Regions from separate parts of the Homo sapiens genome. Here region 2 is linked to region 1. A link is a loop called in an ENCODE intact Hi-C map of the cell type or tissue named here. Cell type or tissue: PC-3. All regions are shown on one strand. Links, peaks and the distances in the headings refer to the core of each region. The heading gives the core; the rest is flanking DNA. Region 1 has its middle 18 kb from the start of CYP26B1. Region 2 overlaps EXOC6B (exocyst complex component 6B).

Region 1 (4,404 bases), core at 171-4,170:
CTAAAATTATGTAAGTATTCTCAAAATTATTTATTTATATTTATTTTTAGAGCTGGAGTCTTGCTCTGTCACCCAGGCTGAAGTGCAGTGTCATAATCATAACTCTCTGCAGCCTCAAACCTCTGGGCTCAAGTGATCCTCCCACCTCAGCCTCCAGAATGTAAATTATTATTTAAAATTATCTCTTCATATTACTTCCTCTTACATCTTTTTGGCCAGAACTGGATCACATGGGCACCCCCAAACCAGTCATGACCAGAAGGAGTAAGATCATCATGTCTGGTTAATACCAGTCATGGTTCATACCCTGTAAGTTCCTGCAGCTGTAAGCAGGATGTTTTATTCATAGCTTTATCCGCAGTATCTAGAAGAGTTTCTGCCACATAAAATATGCTTAAGAAATTTTGTTGAATGAACTGATTGTATGCATGAATGGAAAGATAAATGGATAGAATAGGGGCATGATATCAAGGTATCTTCACCACTATTTGAGCCAGTCTGAATGCTTTCTGCAGGGAGATGAGGGGGAAATGAATGTTGTCAAGAGATGGGGTCTGTCACAAGATCCTTGACCCATTGATCCTCTTGATGATAATTACATACTTGTTCAGTACATATGAGCAAATATTTTCTCCTAGTCTTCCACTTCCTTTTAAATAAACTTTTTATTTTGGACTAATTTTAGGTTTAGAGATAAGTTGCAAAGTGGTAGAGAGTTTCCAGATATTACTCACTCAGTAAGCCCTATTTTAACGTCTTACATTACAATGTACACTTGTGAAAACTTTTTATACCACATTGGCACATAGTATTAACTAGGACTTCATTCAGATTTCACCAGCTTTTCCAGTAATGTTTTTTTTGTGTTCCAGGATTCAGTGTAGGATACTATATTGCATTTAGCTGTCATATCTCCTTAGTGTCTTCTGGTCTGTGACAGTTTCTCAGTCTTTCTTTCTTTCCCATGACCTTAACAGTTTTTAGGAGTGATAGGTATTTTGTAGAATGTCCCTCACTTTGTGTTGAAGTTTTTCTCTTGATTAGATTGGGCCTATGGATTTTTTGAAAGAATACACCAAAGGCAAAGTGACTTCCTTATCATATATCAGTGTATACATGACATTCACATGACATCACTGGTGATGTTAACCTTCATCACTAGTTAAGGCAGCATTTGCCAGGTTTCTCCACTATAAAATTACTACTTTTCCCTTTCCAGATTCTATTTATTAGAAGCAAATCACTAACTGCAGCCTATACTGAAGGGGCAGGGAAGGGCAGGAGGGTTAAGCTTTACCTCCCACAAAGACTCTCTCAATAAATTATTTGGAATTCTTCTGTAAGAAAGAATTGTCTCTTCAATACTGTTTGTTTATTTGACCAATAATTTAAGTCACTTATTTATATTAGTATGAACTTATATGGATTTTTGGCACTTATTTTGGGCTTTCTTTTTGTATTTATTGAGACGTAACTCACAACATAAAACTCACCATTTCAAAGCATACAGTTCAGTGGTTTACAGTATATTCACAATGTTATGCAACCAACGTCGTCTAACTTCAGAAGATGTCCATCCTCCCAAAAGGAAATTCTATACCTATTAGTAATCACTCCCAATTCCCCTCTTCCCCTCTCCCTAATCTATTTTCTCTCTCTATGAATTTGCCTATTCTGGACATCTCATATAAGTGGAATCATATAATATCCAACCTTTTGTGCCTGGCTTCTGTCACTTAGCATAATGTTTTCAAGGTTCATCTATGTTGTAGCATACTCAGTACTTCATATCTGTTATGGCTGAATAATATTTCATTGTATATGTTTTGTTTATCCATTCATCCATTGATGAGCCCGTGGGTTGTTTCCACTTTTTGGCCATTACTGATAATGCCACTATGAACATCGGTATACAAGTTTTTGTTTGAACATGTGTTTTCAATTCTCTTGGGTATATACCTGGGAGTGAAATTGCTGTGTCATACGGTAACTATGTTTAACTTGTTGAGAAACTGCCAAAATGTTTCCTAAGGCAGTTGCTTCATTTTCTATTCCCATCAGCAATATATGAGGGTTCCAATTTCTCCACATTCTTGCTAACACTTCCTATTTTCCATTTTTTTGTTTATGTTTTTAAGTAATAGTCATCCTAGTGGGTGTGAAGAGGCACCTCACTGTAGTTTTGACTTGAGTTTCCCTAATGACTAATGATGTTGAGAATTTTTCCATGACCATTTGATATACAAATGGTCAATATATACAATATATGTGATATAAAAATGGTCATGATGATGACCATTTTTATATCGTATTCAAATTCTTTTTAAATTGGGCAATTTGTTTTTTAATTGTTGACTTGTAAGAGTTCTTCAGATAGTCTGGATTTTAGATCCTTATCAGATATATGATTTGCAAATATTTTAACCTATTCTATGGGTCTTTTCACTTTTTGACAGTATCCTTGATGCAAAAGGTTTTAAATTTTGATGAGGTCCAAATTTATCCATTTTTTTCTTGTTGTTGCTTGTGCTTTTGGTATAATATCTAAGAATCTAAGAAAGAACTGCTTAATCCAAAGTCAAGAAGATTTATGCCTTTGTTTCCTTCTAAGAGTTTTATGGTTTTAGCTCTTACAGTTAGGTCTTTGATCCACTTTGAACTGATTTTTGTATATGAACAATTCAAATTATATTAGTTTTCCAAACACTATTGTTGAAAAGACTGTTCTTTCCCACTGAATGGTCTTGGCATCCATGCTAAGAATCAATTAATTGTAGATGTATGGCTTTATATCTGGAATCTCAGTTCTCTCCCATTGATCTATGTAGCTATCCTTTGCCTTACGTATTTATTCTATCCTTTGGGTTATAATCCAATTCCATGTTACTTACCTATTTTGTTACTTAAATTATTCCAGGTTTGGTCACTGGGAACTCTTTCAGACTGGCTCTTGTGTGCCTTTGACATACCCTTATCCTTTTGTTTTTTGATGATTTCCTTGCTCTATGATACTCAAGATGCTGCAAGATTATCTTGTACTTTCCCTGTCCTAGCCCTAGCATTAACCAGTTCTTCATGGAGCACTGGTTCCTTTTATTGAAGAGGGGTATTTTAAAATCAAGATCTGGGTGCTGGGTATGCTCATTGCTCCTGGGGTGTCATTGCTTTTATGCTCTCAGCAGACAGCTAGATACTGTATTATGTAAGATAATGCATGTATATACAATATTTCTAGTTGTTTCTGTATCTGTACATCTCTGTGTGTGTTTGTGTTATGAGGCATACTCTCTCTCTCTTTCTCTCTCTCTCTCTCTGTCTCTCTCTCTCTCTATATATATATAAAACTTGAATTCATACTGATGTCTCCAAATGTAATCCAGTACCCCAGGGATCATTCTAGTCTTTCCTTATTGCTTATCTCTCTCCAAGAGTGAGATCCTGTCTCCTGCCATATACTAGCCATTTACTTAGTTATTCAACCCTTGCATACAGTTTCATAATTATTAACCCATACTTCCCACTTTCACCTATTTGTAATGTTTGTTTATGGCATCTTTCATCAGACAGATATTTGAAATTTAATATAGTTTAATCATCAGTCTTTTCCTTTAAGCTCTTGAGTTTTATATCTTACATAAGAAAGCTTTCTCACCCACCACTACCACCAGATTATAAAAATATTTTAGTTTCATTTTATATTTAAATATTAAATCTATCTAGATTTTATTTGGGGTTATATAAAATGCAAATATAACCTTTTTTTTCAAATGGCTATCTGAAGATCCTAAGTGCTTATTATTATCAGTCAACCCATTCCTCACTGCTTTGCAATACATGGGTCTGTTTCTAGACTCTATATTCTACTGGTCTATTTCTGTGCCAATTTGAGATCATTATAATTTATGTAACCTTAAAATATGTTCTGATATTTAATAGAGAAAGTCTCTACTATTGATCTTTTTCAAAAATGTCTAGTCTCTCCTTGTGTGTTTAGTTTCACAGATGAGCTTCAGAATTAGTGAAGTATCATTTTGAAAACCTCTTGTGGATTTTGATTAGGATTACATTGAATTTATTAAATTTGGGGGAAACTGACATCCCAACATGGTAAGTCTCTATTTAGGTCCTTTTTTATGTATTTCACAAAGGATTATGTTTTCTTCCCATAAGTCTTACATGACTCATGAATTCACATTACTCAAATGAATTCACATGAATATGCACATTATTTGTTATATATTTGAAATTATATTTCCAAGTTTATTGTTATAAACACATAAGGAAGCTATTGATTATGTTCATCATGTATCCAAAGAAGTTATTGCATGTTTTTATCAGATCTAATAGGTTTGCAGTTGATTCCCTGGAAAATTCTATTGTAGATAGTCCTAATATCCATATAAA
Region 2 (4,404 bases), core at 308-4,307, 160 kb before region 1:
AGTATGGGTAGGGGAGAGCTAACAGCTTCTGGGGATGGTTCTGTGAAAAATAGAAGAAGGAACACCATGAGAATAGGCTCCATTTGAGCTAGAACTTTGACTTTATAGCAAAGGCTGGATCAGCATATGCAAGGATAGGGCACAGATGAATAAAGTCTTCAGCTTCTGGAATGCTTTAGTAGTCTCTGCAAAAAAGATCTATCTCCTTCCCTTGCTTGAGACATTAGTAACTAGAGCCATCAGAGGAAATTAGTAGGAGGAATTGCCAGTAATATGTAACAAATTCTGGGATTTGCTAGAATGTCCTTAATTGATTGGAGGAGAATCTGCTCTAGAACTGCCAAGACTTCATCTCACTTCATACCAGCTTCTTAACTGGGGAGGAAGTGCGTTTGGAAATTCTACCTCAGGGCATTTTTTGATTTAACAAATAGTTCATATTTGGCAGACCAGGACCTCATGAAATAATATCCAAACAGAGCAGAAATCTTTGGTATAGAAAATCATGTAAGATGTCATTTAAGTACCAGGAAAAGACCAAAATTTAATGGGCCAAGTGGCATCATAGCATGTTTGGAAGGCCATTTTCTATTCATTATCCTCTTACTATGAAAATCATTTTAGCACCTCAGGGGTCTAACTTCCTAAAAGTCCCCATGGAATTGTTTCAGGAGATTAGGAATCAGGGGAGAGGGAGTATTCGTAGTAGATGATAACCACACTAAGACCATGGTAGTCTTATGAGAGGTAGACTCCTTTTTATTTTTATTTTAATGGGGAAGGGGTCCTTGAAGGGAAGGTGGAAGGGCTGATGAACTCCACTGTGGTTTTCCTCAGAGAGCAAGCACACCCACTTAGTAGCAATGTAAGCCCCAAACAGTTGGTTCTTTGCACAATTGTATGTGGTAGAAAGGTAACTTCTGGACCTCTTTGAGGGTTGTTCCCTGGAGAGTTTGTGTGTCTGGAAATGCTAGCTCATGAATGACAGGCACTATCATAAATGGCAGATATGTGAAGACAAGCAGCAGTTGAAGGTCCTTCAGTTTGGAGCAGTTCTGACAACCTTTTGGGTAGCAGGAGATAAAATACCAGGCTTTTGACATATTTCCCCATGAAAAATTAATGAGGTTTGGCCTTCTGACTCATGGGCCTCCCAGGCTAAGAGTTTCCATTGTTGCTTTCAACCCATATTGCCACAGTCTAACCAAACGCTGGCTTGCCCAGCACTTTCCGCTTCATCCTTGGAGGCAGAGCCCTACTACTTAGAGGTTCCACCAGAGTATATTATGTTGGTGCAAAAGTAATTGCGGTTTTGCCATTGAAACTAATGGCAAAAACCACAATTACTTTTGCACCATCCTAATAGAACACCCTTTCCATTAGGTGTTAGAATGACCTTTTACAGAACTGTCAGTCTAATCTTTGACAACTCTCCTACCCCTCTGCTTCAGTAGAACAATGACTGTAACTTTTGATGTGGACGTGGTGCCAGCATCACTCTAGATAGCCTCACAGCAAAGTCAGTCAGTTTGAAGGCATTGGTTCCATTCCATTTCAGCTTTTGAGTGAAGAGCTAACAAGCATAACATAGTAAGCCACCTAGCAATTGCTACCTTAGTCCACAGACAGCATTGTCAATCCTCTCACGCTGTATCATAGGGGACCTAGGTAACCTGTGAGACGCCTTGCTGCCTGTCTAGCCTGAGGCATTGCACTACTTTCTGCTTCTCCCAACAAACCAAGCCTGAGGAACTCAGAAGGTTTCTCCCTAACCTCTACCATACAGCATGAATATGCATATCCACAAACATGGAATTTGAAAGTTTTTGAGACAATCACATCTTTATGAGAAGGGACAGGAGAGTCATTACCAGTGAATTTCCCTGGGAGTAGCAGTGGTATCAGAGGCTGTTGTAGTGGTACTGGTTGAATGAAAACTGCTAGGTTTTGAACACGAATCTCATCTTCGTTAACTGCACTGTGTAGCTTTCTACTAGAGGACCCTTACAGGCCAAGGAAAAGCCTTGGAACCCATTTCTAACTACTGCATTCTACTGGTAGCCGGTGGAGGGCAGCAGAGAGTGACACCAAAGGTCCAGATTGAGGCAACTAGGACATAGTTCAGTTTACCAAGAAAGAAGCACCCTTAGCTATAAAAGAATTAACTACCTGGGAGCCACAGTTACAAGCATGGATCCCTGGGGAGCAAGGACCAAAAGGAGAATCCAGAACCCTAATCTGAGTGTTAAAACACTTCCTTCTAGGGCAAGTCCAGGAACCAGGAATGGGTAAAGGTATGAGGTAGGACCGATTATGAAAGGGGAACTGGACAGCATCAGTGAAGGTAGAAAACCGAAAGGACAGTCTAAAGTGTCAAGTCCCAAGAGGACAAGTGAAGATAGAACAGGAATCAGGTTGCTTCTGGACCTCTTTGAGGGTTCTTCCCTCGAGAGTTTGTGTCTGGAAATGCTAGCTCATGAATGAGAGGCACCGTGGGCCATGTCAGATTAAACTATTATAAATGGCAGGTATGTGAAGACAAGCAGAAGATGAAAGCCCTTCGGTTTGTAGCAGTTCTGACAACCTTTTGGGTAGCAGGAGATAAAACACCAGGCTTGAATGAAAGAAAGAAGTACAGTGGGAGGCAAGCCAGAATGAATGAGTTAAAGAGGCAAAAGTACAGTTAGGGAGATCGATCCTCTGAGGCAATGGTACCCAAGGAAGGAGCCTTGTGTAGGGTACATATCTGCAAAGGGAACAATTTCAGACACAACCAGCTATATCTATGGGATTCTCATCTCTTAAATATTAATAGCTGCTTCTTGATTCGCCAGGATCATTTCTTTCTTGGTCTGTTGATTTTAAGGGTAAAATAACTTGTTGAGAATGTGGAGAGAGTGAGAGAGATGATGCGACATTCTCAGATGCGGTTAAGGGATTGTTGTACATGAAATGAAATTCAACGTGGGCATGAAGCCTTTCTGGATAACATTTGTGTGAAAGGACAGCCTGTTTTCCTAGAATAGCTTTTGATATTCCCTTTTCATGTTTTATACTGTAACACTGGCTAAGAATATACAGTAGAAAAGAAAAATGGGCTCTGATGACTAGTTATATAGGCAAGATCCCAGTCAGTCCAGAGACTTAAGATCTGTTCCCAGTAGGTTAGCAGAGAGTTGTGTTTGGAGTCTCTTTATGCTGAATGCTCAGCATTTTTCCAAATCCCCTTAGGTATGAAGAAAGAAAATTCTGCCTCGGTCTATTAAGTTCTAGTGTCTCCCTCTTTTCTTCAACCCCTCAAGCATCAGAAAAATAGGGCTTCTGTAACCACAAATTTCAGGAACCCTCTACTGGGTGGCAGGGCAGCATGGTGATTAGGTTTGGAACTGAGCAGACCTTACGTTACTAGCTGTGACATTTGGCAAATTATTTGACCTCTCTGAGGTGTCATTTCCTAGACTATTAAATGAAAATTTTAAATAGCTTATAAGGCTTATAATGTTGGAGTAAGCATTAAATAAGACAATATAATTATGTTGCTTATGATTCGGTAAGCATTTAATTAATGAAGTAGCTATTATTGTTACTTCTACTATTGCTGTCACTGTACTGTAGTGGCCTACTTAAGAAGTCTGCCTGCATGGAAATGGTATCCAGATGAAAGTCAGGCAACCTGGAGTGATCACTTAACTCTTGCTGATTCATTACATGACAGGATACTTGTGTCTTTGGCTAATGGCTCATACTGGGGCTCCTGCCATTTCTCAGAAAGTAAGGAATTGAGAATGCTAACTATTAAATGTTCTGAGCTCTTCTGAGCATAGAGGTAACTGAAAAGAAATTAAGCCTTGAGTTAATTTTTCATGTTTAATCAAATTACAAGTCATTTGCTTTATTTTTCTCTATTAAGAAGTACTGTTTATGAAAATATTACTATAGTAGATTAAAAATAGTTATCAAAGATGAAAAATAAGCCCTAACTAAATGTTCTATCTTAACACAATTGTTTATTTTGTGGGGCTCTTTCTGGTCTTTTTTTTTATATGCTTATTTGTAATGCCTATGTCCTTTTATATTTAACTTTTTTTTTAAATCCTGCTTTCTCTTTTATTTATTTTGATTATACTTTAAATTCTGGGGTACATGTGCAGAATGTGCAGTTTTGTTACATAGGTATACACGTGCCATGGTGGTTTGCTGCACCCATCAACCCATCACCTACATTAGGTATTTCTCCTAATGCTGTCCCTCCCCTAGCCCCCCACCCCCAACAGGCCCTGGTGTGTGATGTTCCCCTCCCTATGTCCATGTCTTCTCATTGTTCAGCTCCCACTTATGAGTGGGAACATACGGTGTTTGGTTCTCTGTTCTTGTGTTGGTTTGCTGAGAATGATGGTTTTCAGC

What was found. A loop is a pair of places that touch in the nucleus more often than their neighbours do. Peaks named below come from ENCODE experiments on the same cell type or tissue, not always from the same donor. Only the 100,000 strongest peaks of a DNase experiment are listed, where the experiment ranks them.
Region 2: a loop joins it to region 1, with 2.3 times the contacts of the local background. A loop is called at or near these places in 3 of 110 quality-filtered maps.

Annotation. Positions count from the first base shown.
Region 1 is chr2:72,163,637-72,168,040 of GRCh38, reverse strand. No RefSeq gene overlaps it. Among named protein-coding and RNA genes, the nearest start is that of CYP26B1, 18 kb to the right of the region's middle. In PC-3, for the core only: no CTCF peak of the experiment used is centred there; a DNase peak (open chromatin) is centred at 2,000; H3K27ac peaks cover 510 bases.
Region 2 is chr2:72,323,699-72,328,102 of GRCh38, reverse strand. The region is part of intron 20 of EXOC6B (exocyst complex component 6B); the gene reads left to right. Among named protein-coding and RNA genes, the nearest start is that of CYP26B1, 180 kb to the right of the region's middle. In PC-3, for the core only: a CTCF peak has its summit at 2,054 (motif pointing right); no DNase peak of the experiment used is centred there.